Linked DNA regions of Mus musculus: all the other regions are linked to region 1. The links are chromatin contacts, found by Hi-C or POLR2A ChIA-PET in ENCODE. All regions are on one chromosome and are shown on one strand. Each heading gives the region's core, a stretch centred on a gene start or an enhancer-like site at or near the end of the contact. The rest is flanking DNA. Distances are from core to core; before and after follow the strand shown. Region 1 has its middle 11 kb from the start of AI463229. Region 2 overlaps Rreb1 (ras responsive element binding protein 1). Region 3 has its middle 35 kb from the start of Rreb1.

Region 1 (4,795 bases), core at 714-3,213:
GGATGGAAAGGTATAGATGTTTCTAGCAGCAAATAAGGAATATCTGATGCTCTCTCTCCTTCATCCCTCTCTCCTTCCCTCCCCCCACCCCTGACAGAATTCTATGTAGCCCAGGCTGGCCTCAAATTTAGCTATGTAGCTGAGGATATCCTTTCACCTTCTGATCCCCCTCCTGCTTCCATTCTGAGTCCCGGGACCACAACAATGTACCATTTTGGGAAGTTTTGTGCTGAAGAGGTCACCCAGGGCTACACGCGTGCTAGGATGGTATTCTGCTCTTGCTGACCTCTGTTTAACCAGAGGAATGCCCGAATGTGCTTTAAAAGCCACAGCCCGAGGTTAGTTTCAATGGGAAGTACTGGAGGTGAAGGACAGGGGTTTTGGGGGGACAGGGAAGTGAAGAGAAGAACAGCTGGAAAGTCCAAGTTCAGATACCTCCCCCTGCCCCCGCCCACGCTGGAAGTGACCTGTAAGCTCCTCAGGCAGGAGCCAGAGCTGGAGAGAGCCTGTCCCCCACCTACAGGGATGTACTGATGTTCAGAACCAACAGGAGAGTGTGGACCTCAAAGGTCATCTTCATCTTCCGCCAGTTTTTGGAAGGAGGCTGGGAAGTTGTGATGAAGTTGCTATGAAGACTGTTGTTAATCTGAGGAAGATGGCTGCGTGGCTAGGTGGGCTTTATGATCAGTAACACCTTGTCAGGAGGAAGATGAGGCAGTCACGTGCCTGAGAAGAACAAAGCTTCATGATATCTTTTTCTTTCCTTTAAGAACGAGGCCCTTTGAGATCCTGCAACTCACATTACTTCAACAGCTATGTACTTAGTCTTCCCGAGGAACTTGCTCTTATCACCCGAGTCTGAACCTGCCCTGATGTTATTGTCTGCTAGAGAGAACCTTGGAACTTTCCATCGCACCCCTCTAATCCACCAGATAGTGACCATAGTCCCCAGAGGGTGATTAGAGTCTTTGCTGTCCAGAAGTGTCCCTTAGATGTCTTTTCAAAGCTCCGATGAGCAGCTGACAGGTGGCACAATAGAATCAGAATTTGGAGGGTGGGTCCCAAGTTCAGGGGTGCTCAAAACTCCCTCCTGACTCTGATTAACACTGCCAAGGATGAAGGCTGGCCTGGGGTTATGAGTGTATCCTGACTACTTGCACTTGATTTTGTGCTGCTGGTCAGTTTCTCCCCCCAACCCCCCGCATCCTCCACCTCAGTTTCTTCATATGTGAAATGGGAACAGGAGTGCTACTACCGTACAGTGTGAGAAATAGGTGCATTAAAATGTGGCTGTCACAAGCCAGCACTCTCTCGGTGTTTGCCATTTATGATGTTCAGGAGCACATATTTAAGAGGGACAGGGACAACGGGAATGGGACAGGGTGGCCAAGGAACCCCAGCAAGGGCCTCGAGGGGTGAAGGTGTAAAGACTAGAGACACTTCTTCTGGGGAGGAGAGGATTTTGTTTCAAACATGGTGGCCCCAGATTCCTCTCAGGTGGGAGGGAACATGGCTGCCTTTGCTGAGCTATGGAGGAAAGAATGAAGGGTCGCAGTGGAAAGTTTCCAGAGCCATCCATCCACCATGAGGTTGACTGTGTCAAGTGATACTGTCCAGACACTGGGTCATCTCACTGGAGGGGAGCTGAGCATCCATGGACGTTTGGTAATTATCTCAGTGTTCTAGAGCCAACTTGTCATGGATATGAAGAAATGGCTACAATTCTCCAGAAATGAAGCTGGCTTCCCTTTTCATACGGGAAGCCCCTCTTCCATGCATATCGTGTGACCATTCAGTCACTTCCCTTGTACATGCCTGGCAGATGACCCTCTCCTTAGCTTGTGCCACCCTTCCCACCCTAATATTGTTCTGCTTTCAGACTAGCAGATCCTTCTTCTGGTCACTTCCTCAGCCTCTTCATCCTGGGCGACCTCCCCATCTTCCGCATCTCTGATTCAGCGCCTAGTCACACCCTTGGGACACGCCGCTTGTGGGAGGCTCTGCCTTCTAGATTTCCACCCCTTAAGTACCCTCTGTAGCCACAGCTCCTGGCCCTATCACTGGTCCCATTCCGATCCAATCTCCCGATGGCTTCTTCCTAGTTTTTGGCATCTTGGATTCATGCTGGCTGTTTCTGTCCCTCCCTTGTTGGAATTTGGATTCCTTGGTGAGGTGACTTAGCCAAGTTCTCAAAAGCACCTCATTCCTTACTCTTTGACCTTCTACTGAGTCTCCTTGGACAGCCCTTTTTTTTTTTTATCTCTTCCTCATCTTAAACTGCTGAAACCTGTTGAAGAGACCTGGGCCCCCAGCAGTAACCGGACCTCCTGTGTGTTCCTGCCTCGACTCTCCCAGTGCCCGCAGGCATCTTCCTTCAACTCCATTTTTAGCTCCCTATCGGATTCCAGTGACAGCTGCTCAGAATCTTTTCCACTCTGCTCCAGCCCTAGCTGACCCTGTTCTCCTCGTCTCTGAGACGGAGGAGGGAGCCGTCCCGACTGAGACTCGGTTTTCGCTTTTCTTTTAACTATAGACGACTTCTTTCTTTTCTCATCCTATCTGGGGAGGAAACGTCCCTAACTGTTTCTAGCTTTCTCTCTGTGTTCCTAACTTATCATCTATCTCTTTGTCAATTACGGCCTTGATCTGTTATCATCTCTTGTAAAGTCCAGCCTCCGTTGGCGCTGACTCTGAAATCTTGGACTTTCTCTCACTTCCTTTATTTTAAAGCACAACCCCAGAGCCCTTCCTTGGTCTCTCTCCTCTGTCTCTCCATCCTCTAGTGTCTTCCTGATTCTTTCCCTCCGTGTCATTCCTGGCCACACTCAGCTGATGTGCCTACAATATACCTTGCTGTTTTTATCTCCCCTGGGCTGCACACCATCTTGGGAAGTAGGGCCAACACTGATATAGGAGCCAAAGGTGCAGGGGTTAGAATCCTGGCTCTTCCCCATGTGAATAATAGAACCTCATTTAGCCTAACACTAAACATCCCAAGTTTTGTTTTCCTCTTGTGGACAATGGAAGCTGTGGTACCTAATTTACTGGGTTATTGTGAGTATCAAATGAGGATACGACTTTCAAATGCTAAACATCTAGTTGATGTCTACCCCTTGATTTAGCTACTGCTGATTCCTATGTGTGTGCTGTGTGTCTGCTTTCTTTGGTCCCCCTGATGAATGTTTACCTCCATGGCCAAGGTATACCTCTTTGCGTGTACCAGGTGGGCCCCAGCCTAGCTCCTTTTCCCTCTGAACTGTTTTCCTTTAGTTTAGTAGATACTGCATTCCATTTCTTTTTTTTAAAACAAGATCATTTGTACGTAGTTATGTGGGTGTTCACAAAGCAGAGAGGCTGTGGAGGTAGGAGTAATTGAGAATATTAAAAATAATAGCCTTTGGATAAATGTGATAGCTTATGGCTAGGCATACTCTGATAACCTTAGATAAATTAAAAACAAACAAACAAACAACAACAAAAAACCTCTAAGTTGACCTTTCTCCCCTCCGTGACCGTATTCTTTAACCATGTAGTATTTACAACAAAATAAAATGTGCAATAAAGGCTCTTCAAAGGACTCCTGAACAGGAGCACGTGATGGAGCAAGGCCGTGGGTGGAAAAGTGTTTCCCTTCAGGTTGCTGAGGTCGGATTGTGGCAAGTATTTAAGATAATCCTCACCTGATGGGACTGACCTCAGTTCATGCAGACGGAATGAAATGGTCAGAGAGCTGATATCTGAGACTTCGTCCTGCCTGAACCAGCTAAGACTGGTGAGCGCATGCTTTGGGTATGATGCAATTCTAACATGGTTATGGAAGAGGCCAAGGGTGCCTGCCCATCATAGCTGAGCTGGAACACAATTCTTTCAGGGACCTGACTCTTTTTAGCAGGCATGAGAGCTAATTTATTTGATCAGGAGATACATATTTAGCATGGCAGTGTGGATTTGGTTGGTGTGGGCCACTTGGAATACAGAGTCGAATTTAATCTTACTAAAGCTGGGGCTGCCCGGGTAGGCTCCTCTGGGGAAGGAAAGGCAGATGCCTGGAAGTGGGCTGTAGGCTGGGCGGCCGCCTGGGCTTAGTGGCTGTCAGACAGGACTGTGAGGGACAGTCTTCAGCAGCAGCCGCCCTTGCTGTCCTGGCAAGGCACCTCCACGTGGTTCCCCTTGTCACCAATCTCTGGGCTTGTCACATTATCTGTAGGCAGCCTGAGGTGCCTCCCGCTACATATATGGGTTTTCTCCCATTCATCTTTCAATCTGGAGGATTTTCAAAGGTTGGTACCATTAAAAGCAAGATCTCAAAAGCATGCCACGTGGGGGCAAAACATTTGTGTTCAGCCATATACGTATTATTCTGTAAACTTTCATAGGAAGGGACCCATTTTATGTGCCATGTTCTATGTAGACATTACTCTTCAAGGCCGATGACTTAGAAACCTGGGTCTATTTATTGACCTCAAGTCAATATTCAGCAATGAACACAGTTGTCTTTATTCAGGCAAATGGGCCTGGATTTTGTCTACCGTAGTTGTCCCTTGGTATCTAAGGGGATTGTTTTCAGGACTCTGACGGATGTTAAAATCAATGGCTGCTTACATCCCTTACATAAAGTAGTGCAGCATCACCAGAGAACCTGCATCCACCTTTCTGCATGAAATCACCTGTGGATGGTGGCTACGTAACACAGTATGACTGCTTCATGAATAGCTGCCATGCTGGATTATTTGGGAATTGACAAGATAAAAATAGTCTGTATATGTTCAGCAGGAATGCAGGTCCCCCCCCCCCC
Region 2 (4,795 bases), core at 1,495-3,994, 240 kb before region 1:
GCATCTTTCTTTCATTTACTTTTTTCTTTTTTTTAAAAGAAAACATTGCTACACAGAGACCTTGTCTCGGAAAAAACAAACAAACAAACAAGAAAACACCGAGGCAAAGGTGGAAATGGAGTGGTATCATGGTGTGCATTATGGTGTGCATGTCCATCCATTACAGGGACCCAATGATCCAGTCCAAAGTAGTTAAAAAATAAAAATAAAAAGGACAGGTGTCTTCTCTGTCAGCTTCGTAGCTGAGTGGCACTGGGATGTGCTCCTTCAGCATCTGCTACAGCAGTATTATTTATTTGTCTGGTGACCGTAATGTTCTAAAGATAAAAATCCTGAAGTCAGCAGGAGTGTTTCAAAAAAGTAACCTAAAGAGGCAGGCACTCAGATGTCCCCCAAGGCCTCTTGTGCAGTCCCAGCAAGCACGCTTCTGGGGCAGTGGGAACTGGGTGCTAGTCTGTGTGCCCGGAATAGCAGCATTCAGGAGGCTGTAGCAAGAAGACTCTGGGGAACTTGACACCAGTATGGGCTATAGAGCAAGAGCCTGTCTCAAAACAAAACAGTGACACCCCAAACAAACACCACCTCCCTCCAAGAAAACAGAGGGCCGCAGAGATGCCTCAATGGATAGGAGGTGGTACTCTTCGTATAGAGGAACTAAGTTCAATGATCAGAACCCATCCAGGCAGCTAAGTCTAGTTCCAGGGAGCCAACACCTTTACTCGCTGTAGGTACACACACACATGTACATACACATAACCATGAATAAAATAAATCCTGAAAAAACAAAAAACAAGCAACTTGGGCATAGTAGTCCATGCTTTTAACCCTATAACTCCCGAGGCAGAGGCAGGAGAAAGCTCTAGGCCTGTATAATAAGTTTGGTCTGTATAGCAAGTTCTATGATAGGCAGGGTGAAATAGGAAGAACCTGCCTCAATAAACAAACAAAGGGAAGCTGGCGGAGTGGAGGGATAGACAGATGCTCTCCCTCCTCTTAAGCCTAACGAGCTAACTTTAAAAAAATAACGACCCAAAATATATTTTCAAAAGACTACAGGGGAAATATCAAAATTAAGGAACTTTTTTACAATTGTAGATTTCTCCAACATCCTACCAAAAGAAGTGTCGTTCTCTTATTTGTAGGCATCCAGGCCCTCCAAGCTGCTAATCCTGCCTGTTTGGCATAGTCTGTAAAGGTGACGGCACTCAGAACGCAGGCCTCAGACTCCATTTAAATAGCTCTTTAATGTCCTAAACTTTACAAAGGCAACGCAAGATAAAAATGGCTCTCTATGACAATAGAGAGCAAAGGACAAATGCTTTCATGCTCTGTCAAGTACATAGTACTTGGGAGAGGTTGTTCTGGAATTTGACTCCTCGGTGTCACTGGAATGGGATAGCCAAGAAAGACCACGGCAAAATGTTAACTGTTCTGTTGGAGGACTTGAGATGCTAGGAAGACACGGTGGGCTAGGGAGACGGTTCAGTAATGTATGATGAACCCCCTCCAGCACCTACATAAAAGCTGGGTGTGACAACAATTTTCAAACATGAAAGCACATTGCCCTCACCTCCACAGTAAACAAACAAACAAACAAACAAAAAGACATCCTAAGTAACAGTATCAGAACAAAAAACTCAGTATTCGTTATAGTTTCAGGCCTAAGATCACTCTCTTCATACTCACAAGTCGCCAAATCTATTTTCCAGATGGGGAAACCGAGCCTCCACTTGCCTGAGGTCACAGAGGTGCCAGGCAGTGCTGGGACAGTGCTGTCTGTAACCCCGTTTGCTCAGAGGATTGTCATTTACAGATGTGTCTAGGCTCCTTGTTGGCCCAGGTCACATCCTCAATGCCTGGGCACTTTTCCTGATCCTGACAACTCCGTGTTCCCTGCAAATGCAGTGAGCAGAACCTATGACTCCCTGCTGGAAGGGGGACCCAGCCGGATTCCCTGAGACGCCTAATTCTGTGCTTGTTACAGAGTTTTGATGGCATTCTTTTTAAAGGGGGATTTCATGCTTCATTTTTCTTGCTTTGTCTCCAGAGACCGAAAGGACTAAGTGCAAACAATCCCTCTCTAAGAGAGCCCCACCTCACCCAGACATCCCTCTTCCCTCAGCCTACCCTCCCAGGCCCATCCTGTGGAGAGAACTGACACCCACAGCTGCAGTAATCTCTCCCAGTTGTTGTGAGCAGCAATGCTGGCTTGTGACAGAGGCCTGGCTGGGTAGCTTCCCCTTGCCACATCCTAGGAACATACCCAGGCTGTCCAGCACAGACAGGCACCTCACTAGGTCTGTTCAGTTAAGCCAGCATGTCGTGAAGCAGGGAGTATCTAAGGGGCTCATAGGGGACAGGAAGAGAAGCCCCTAAAGCCAGGTGAAACTGGTCCTTGCTCCTGCCCTTGGGTGGTGAGGAGGCTGTGAAAGTCCGACTGAGACACCTCCAATTGCCGGGCTAGGGAGGTACCTCCCCCTCCAAGTCTCTGTCCTCCACTCCCAGCTCCCACTGGGCTGATCCTTGGACCCCTGGAGTCTTAATAAAGATTCCAGTATTCTATTCACCTTTGCTTGGTGTTTAGTGTTTTGAGAATAGATGGGGTCGCTGACACACTAAGAGTCTCAGCGTCTCTCAGCAGGTGTTGGCGAGCAGTGAAGGGAGCTGAATGTTCCTCAGAATACCCAAGAAACAGAGACAAGAACGTCCTGGGATGTCTCACCCAATGGCCCCATTGCCAGGATGCACAGTAAGGGACTGGCGGGCCTGCAACAAGCTCTGGTGTCCCTTCAGAGCCCTGGGTGCCTGCCAAAGACCCTGCTAGCTTCCCATAGCCTATTTCCTGACTAACCCAAGGACACTGCCTTAAACTTGGGGTAATTTAAAGATCAATGCTGTGACCATAATGATGGCCATAACGTAGAAGGAACAAAGAGTGCCACAATATCCAATGTCAGATCCAAAGCTCTTAGTTACTGAGTCTTTCTTTCTTGGCTCTGAACTTGCCTCCTTTTTTTCTAACCAGTCCCTGGGTCCCACCTCAGACATTCCTGTTTTAGTCAAGACTGGTCAAATGCCTCACATTGTCACAATGAGGCCTCCATTATTTGTTGGATATATTTTAACTAAAATGATGTTAAAATTACTTATTACCCAATCTCCTTTAATCAAGGAACCACCTAAGATTATACAATAACTTGGAGCAAGTTTGCTTTTGGCAGCTCCTTCATCAACACAGTGACTATCCAGCTACACAGCTCAGTCTTGGGGAAGGCTTCACTGCCTTCTGGCTTGTCTTTTAACCTGCTCTGTGGGCTGATAGGTACCTGGTGTGGGACTGGTTTCCATTAAGACGGGGTATGACTGTTCAATAAGCATAGATTTCAATTACTAAACATAAGATAGCGAGAAAGTAAAAATGTACCACTAATAATTGTATGCTGATTGTAAGTATAGAATGTTATACATTCTATTTTGACTTAAATGAATTTAATCAGCACTTAGTTTACTTTTTCCTTGGGGAGGTGCAGATTGAATCCTAGGCCTCACAGACACTGAGCATCTGTGTGTCCCACCCTTAAGATGACACTACTAATCCACTTTTCACTTTAAAATGTGCAAGTAGACGTCGAGCGACACATGAGTCACGCCGTTCTGCTGAACATCAGCGGCCTGCACATTGCTCCACCTCACTTTGTTCCCAGTGGTGCAGTCTGTCTGTCACAGTGTTCTGCCCCAACAACAAAGCAAGACATTCAGCGCCTGCCGCTCTTCCCTCCCTGCACACTTGCCCTGTGCACTGTCCCCTACCTTCATCTCTGAAGGCCACTCACTGCCAGGGATGTCTCTATTCGGCTCTCTTCTCTGCCCTATCACCCCTCACCCAGGAGCTGGCCAGAAGGGGTGGTAAGCAATACCCGATCTTAAGAACAGGAATCTACCAGTGGCAGCGGTGGTGCTGTGTCTTCCTTTTGTTCAATGCCAGAATTTCACGATTTTGAAACTCGGCAGAGTGCAGGAGAAAAGACTCAGCATATATACTACTTTGGATTGCCAACACTTTCTTAAGGAACACGGGCACCTCGCCAACTTGGGTCGGAGGGGAGGGAGTGGGACGAGGGCAGAGGAAAGAAACCAACAGCTGTTTTAAGTTACGGACTCTGGTTCTAAACTGGTAGCATCCCACTGTGGCTCTGCGCCTCTGGGATTTGAAAATGGAGTTGGTGTCTATTTTAGTTCTGGGTTAACAAGCAGTCTCTCCCATCAGCTACTGTCACAATGTACCACCCGGGCTAGGCCCCTACTGGCCCATGCCTGGCCCCAAGGCTTCCTCTGGTAGTAGGTTATTATGTGGAAGCTGAGCAGAGAGGAGAAAAGGGGAATTAACTATGTTCTATAATCAACTCCTTTCGCTTTTTAAAAGTCAGCCCCATCTGGCCTCATAAGAGTTACTAGATAAAGCCACGAAGCTGGAGCTGGTCTGTTCTCTGGGCACACAAGCCATCAAGCCACCGCTTCTTAGGAGCCATCCATGGCAAGCTGCTGTGGGGTTGGTGGAATGAATACTGCCTAAAAGGACTAAGTCCATCTGGTGCTAAGCAACCTCTTCAGCCAACCCCTCCCCAAATGGTGTCATCATCAAGTAGGTGAGGAAACCTACTTGGTTAACAGGACAGGACAGCAAAGGTTCAACTTCAAAGCCATGTACACCATGGCCAAGATAGCTCTGCTCATGATGGACCCATGTCTAATGGGATTCCCACCCCCATTTTCTCTGCACGAGAAGGATTTCCAA
Region 3 (4,795 bases), core at 871-3,370, 180 kb before region 1:
TATTATAACTGAAAAGGTTAAGAAAAATATTTCAAGTTATGGTCTAAAATATCTCTCACTTAGCTCTTTAATCGTCCAAGGTTAACAGTTTATTTCAGCCTAAGTAGATTTTATTCTAGCATCCCTTAACATCCATCATATTTACTATATATCATATTAAATCTGAACTTGCTGTTAATTGACACTGTATTTCTACATAATCCCTTTTCTCAAATAACCTCAGTTAATATAAAATGTCAATATACACACATCTAACACACATGGACTGTCACAAATAGGATGCTCTCAGGTGTTACTTTCTCTCTTCCCCATCCCCCTTGCTTAAAGAGCAGCAATAGAATCAGTCACCTTGGAAACCAACATCACCCAGTGTTTGTAGAACAAACAATGGTACCTTTTCAGCCAGTACCAGGCAGGCAGGGCAAGGGGCAGCCAGGCAGTTCTGGGCCTTACAGGAGTATTAACATATTAAATTCATTCAATGCACCAAAAAGTAGTTCATTACTAAAATTCAAGTGCTCACTATCATGTGAGCCTTTGATTAGACACCATACAGAAACTGAGATTTAAAGTTTAAAAAAAAACAAGAGACAAAAATAAAAACTTTTCATTATCTTTAGAATTGTTTTAGATACCTGTAAGAAATATAAAGCACATCTTGTTACTGAGGCTCACCCTCCAGAAAACAAGGAAGTTGCTTAAGGGGAGGAAAAAAAAAAAAAAAACCATGTTTCATCTAATTATTCCTACCAAGGCATCTTATTAGTCTTCAATATGCCAACATAATCGTTTTTCAAATGTGCCTTAACTGGCTTATGTAATTTCTAGTATTAGTAAACCTTCCTATAGTGACCTAAAATACCCCAGTTCCAGAAAAATTTTCGATAGCAATAATTACTTTTTTGACCTTGGGAGAGTACAGAGCTTTCAGTTGCTGAACCCTTACATAAATGAACCATTTGACTGGCTCAAGTTTTAGGAGAGATTTGACTACTTTTTTTTTTTTAAATCACAAATGAGCTGTGAATTAAAATGAAACACTGTCGTGTGCTCTTCAGACTCTCCAGCCTGAAATGTTTTAAATGTCCAATGAAAGTGCAGGTTCCTCCTTTTCCTGGGTGGGTTTTCCTTCCCACCAATTAAGAAAGAAGCCTCGGTCTAACTGAAGTATTTGGACAGCAGTTTGGTGTCAGTTAAATACCACAGTAACTGGCATTTTCTATCACCTCCAGACTAAGGGACAAATACCCACTCAACAGGGACCAGCACGAAGCTTAAACTGGAAAGAGTGCCAGGTTTTGTGTGTATGCAGTTTTTTTTTTCCTTCCCATGTATTTCTCCTCAAAGATTTGGATCTTCGACATCCTTTCATACAAATGTGCGAATGCCTTCTGACTGACTGGGATGTAAAACGCTAATTAATGAACGCTTTTTCTGAAGCCAGTCGATCAGTTAACATGACCACCCTCCCCGACTGGAGGCACAAGGAAAAGGGGTGGGGTGGGTTGGCTAAACGGTTAGACAGGGTGCCCTCGAAAACGAAAAGGAACCCTGGATGTAATGACTGACATGCCGACAACTTAAAGATACTTTAAAATAGGCCACAGCACTGAGCACCAGGCAGTCACCCTGAGCACAGTGGCTTCAGCTCTGGGCAGAGAGAGGAAGAGGAGGAGTCAGGCCAGGGCCAAGTGACTTCTCCAATCCTCTTCTTCCAGCACTGCAAAGAAAAAGAAAAAGAAAAAAAAAAAAAAGGCACAAGAGGGGGGGGGGCTTCAGAACCACACTTTACAACTGCATCTTCCCACAGTCATTTTTACCACGACGAGGACTACCTGAAGTAATTTGAGCAGCTGACTCCATTGTTGGGCCAGAAAAGCCAGTTTCAATTCCTTAGAAAAAAACCAACCAAACCCTCGGCATTTGGCTTCGTAAGTTTTACTTGCCTATGCATTGGGGCATCTAAACACACGTGCACGCGCACCCTACTCGAGTTACCGTGCAGAACCAAGAGCCAAGCAACTTCTGGACCGCACAGACAGCGGCAGTTACAGCCTTCAGACCCTTCAGCCCGGCTCCTTGGATTCCAACTCCCTACCCAGGTCCTCCCGGCACCCCGGGGGGTGGGGAGGAAGTGTCTAGGCGAGCAGAACATTCTCCTTGTTCCTCCGGCTCCTCCCAGCCCTTCTGGGAAAGCCTGGGGACAGGCAGGACTGCCCACCTCCAGACAGCCTATAAAGCAAAGGGTCAGCTGAGCACAGTTGGGGAAGGAGTCTCAGTACCCAGCCACTCCCATCTCCAGATCCAGGAAAGATGACCCTAAGGGCAGAGCTTCCTCCATCTTCTGCAAGAACATCTCAAAAGAGCAGACTTGGAGGGGAGGGGAGGGGAGGGGAAGGGAGGGGAGGGGAAGGGGGAGGGGAGAGGGGGGAGGGGAGGGGAGGGGAGGGGAGGGGAGGGGAGGGAAGGGGAGGGAAGGGGAGGGGAGGGAAGGGGAGGGAAGGGAGGAAGGGAAGGAAAGGGAAGGGAAGAAGGGAAGGGAAGAAGGGAAGGGAAAGGACCAGGTGTGTGGCGACCTCATCTTTTTAGCCTCCTCAGTATCTGTATCTAGTTTCTGTTTCACTACCACCGCACTGCACTTAAGAATCTGTGAGCCAGTGCATGCCTGCTTTCTAATGTAATTCTGAGGGCAACACACGTTTAGTGACAGACCTGAACAAGCCACATGGTACTACAACAAAGCCATTAGGCTTCAGAACTTAATCCATTTTAAATAAAGATATTTATGCTTTGTTTATAGATTCGTGTCTTTAGAGAATGTTATTTATTTTATGATCTGTTACACCTAAAAAAAAAAAACCACTTTCTTCTCAAGAAAGTAGGCCTGTTCAAGCTTGTGTGTGTGTGTGTGTGTGTGTGTGTGTGTGTGTTTCCATAACCCCTTTCTCCAATAACTTCTCTCTTACAAACAATGTGCCTATTTCTAATCACTGAGACCCAAAGTAAGCTACTGGAGGGGGTGGGGAGAGGAATTCCTAGGTGTTTAAGACTTCAAAACAAACTAAAACCCTAAGATATCAATCACAACCCATTTCTATCTTAAAAAAAAAACAACTGTAATTATACCTACAAAGGCGATGGAGGTCCTGCTGTGGAGATACCCTCCCACTTGAACCTCAGCCAGAACCAAACTTGCTCTGGAATTTCTAAACTAAGTTTGGAGGGTTTCCCCATGAGACCTTCATGAGGTCACTGTGCACCCTAGTGACTAGGCCTCTAGTTGGGCAGAGGAGCCTTCCTCACAGCTGAGTTTACCAGCACAGGTGCACTGTGTAGGCGGTCACAAGTTCTTCAACTGAGGTCTGGCAGACCCTCAGGTCACCTGCTACCTACCTCCTTTACAAGATCCACTTCCCCCAATTATCCCTGCCTGGATTTGACCATTTCTGGACCCGGTACTTTCTCAGGCTCATCTGATAAGTTCTTACTGTCAATTTTACTTTGCTAAGCTGCCACCTAAAGTTCCGAGAACAACATGGAAAGATTATAAAGGCTTGAAATAGAGACACATTAAATGTTTTGGAGCACATACAGACCCGCCTAAAATGTAAACAGCATACCTGCTTCCGGCCCAGACTCTTAGAAAATAGGACATGGTGGAATAGGGCCCATGTAATATAGTCTTCCTACAGATAGCAAAGGACATTTCCCTGAGATGGCCGTCACCTCTACCTGCGCCTTGGCGAGTTCATCAGCGCAGTAACTTGGCCCTCAATGGTGAGGACAGAAGGCATCCCATTGTAAAAAGAGGAAAATACAACCAGAGGAGAGTGGAGATGAGGTTCCTAAGGACGGGCTCCTTCCTTCTGTTCCTCTACCTTAAAGCAACTGGCACTTTTCCTTTATGTGAAAAGATAATGATTTCTCTCCTCCCACAGATTAATATGCACTGTTAGACAGGGGGTGAGGTGGGGGCGGGGGAGGAGTGGTGAGGGGCATCGTTTTGTTGCCTAACAATATGGTTCAAGATATATAGTCTGTCCACTTCAGGGATGAGAAAAACTAAAGCTAAACATAATTAAGGCAGATGAATTTGGGTTAAGGGCTCCTAACTCACAAGCCCAGGGTTCATGTTAACAGACCATGGTGGATAATTAAAAGGGCCTTTTGGAGGAATGAAGGTAGGCAAGGATGCTTGGACAACCTGGCAGATTGAATTCACTCCCCTGACTCAATTCTTTGTTCTGAAGGACTGTGATCTAAGGGCTGTCCTGGACATTGCTCAGGGAATGTCACTCTCCTGACCCACCTGTGTGAACAGAACCCATCCCCCTAACTTCTCAGAGAATGGCCCTCAGCTGCGCACCACTCCGAGGCCATTCCTAGGCTGAGTTGAGGGATCCCATTTACAGTTCAGAGCTGACCTCATGGCTATTTCTCCTGACGTTAGTCCTTAGCGTGATTCATACACAGGAACTGTCTCTGGGCAGGAGCCTCTGGGGAACTGTTTCAAGGGGGCCACTTAATTATCTCTTCAGTAAGTTATCTACCAGCTAAGTATATTCACATGTAAGTACTATTGGTCTGCATGTATATAAAGACTCTCCTACAACTAATGACAATAAATAAATGCCACTAAAATGCTATTAATGGCTTCTTTGTCATTACAGCTTCCAATATAGTCTAAAAGAATAAAAGCGTACTTGGTCTTGAAGATTTAAGACTCACTATGTAACCTTCTAGCCTAGAACTTTCTATGCAGGCAAGGCACTGCTTCATGAAATGCTAGGACTAA

Evidence for each region. Hi-C counts contacts between places; a loop is a spot of excess contacts on that map. ChIA-PET counts read pairs that join two places held with the same protein, here RNA polymerase II (POLR2A).
Region 2: a loop to region 1 is called in a map of gastrocnemius, with 2.4 times the contacts of the local background. The contact joins two enhancer-like sites. A Hi-C loop is called at or near these places in 1 of 37 maps with a recorded cell type or tissue (gastrocnemius). POLR2A ChIA-PET finds 5 or more read pairs at or near these places in 1 of 5 experiments (embryonic stem cell).
Region 3: a map of gastrocnemius shows a loop between it and region 1 (3-fold over the local background). The contact joins two enhancer-like sites. A Hi-C loop is called at or near these places in 1 of 37 maps with a recorded cell type or tissue (gastrocnemius). POLR2A ChIA-PET finds 5 or more read pairs at or near these places in 1 of 5 experiments (Patski).

What each region holds. Positions count from the first base shown.
Region 1 is chr13:37,676,064-37,680,858 of GRCm38, reverse strand. No RefSeq gene overlaps it. Among named protein-coding and RNA genes, the nearest start is that of AI463229, 11 kb to the right of the region's middle. Within about 2 kb of position 1,963, at least 1 of the 3 ENCODE cell types and tissues checked has a DNase peak (open chromatin) inside an H3K27ac peak, as active enhancers do.
Region 2 is chr13:37,918,353-37,923,147 of GRCm38, reverse strand. The region is part of intron 7 of Rreb1 (ras responsive element binding protein 1); the gene reads right to left. Among named protein-coding and RNA genes, the nearest start is that of Rreb1, 32 kb to the right of the region's middle. Within about 2 kb of position 2,744, at least 1 of the 3 ENCODE cell types and tissues checked has a DNase peak (open chromatin) inside an H3K27ac peak, as active enhancers do.
Region 3 is chr13:37,851,523-37,856,317 of GRCm38, reverse strand. It overlaps a transcript of Rreb1 not described here. Among named protein-coding and RNA genes, the nearest start is that of Rreb1, 35 kb to the left of the region's middle. Within about 2 kb of position 2,120, at least 2 of the 3 ENCODE cell types and tissues checked have a DNase peak (open chromatin) inside an H3K27ac peak, as active enhancers do.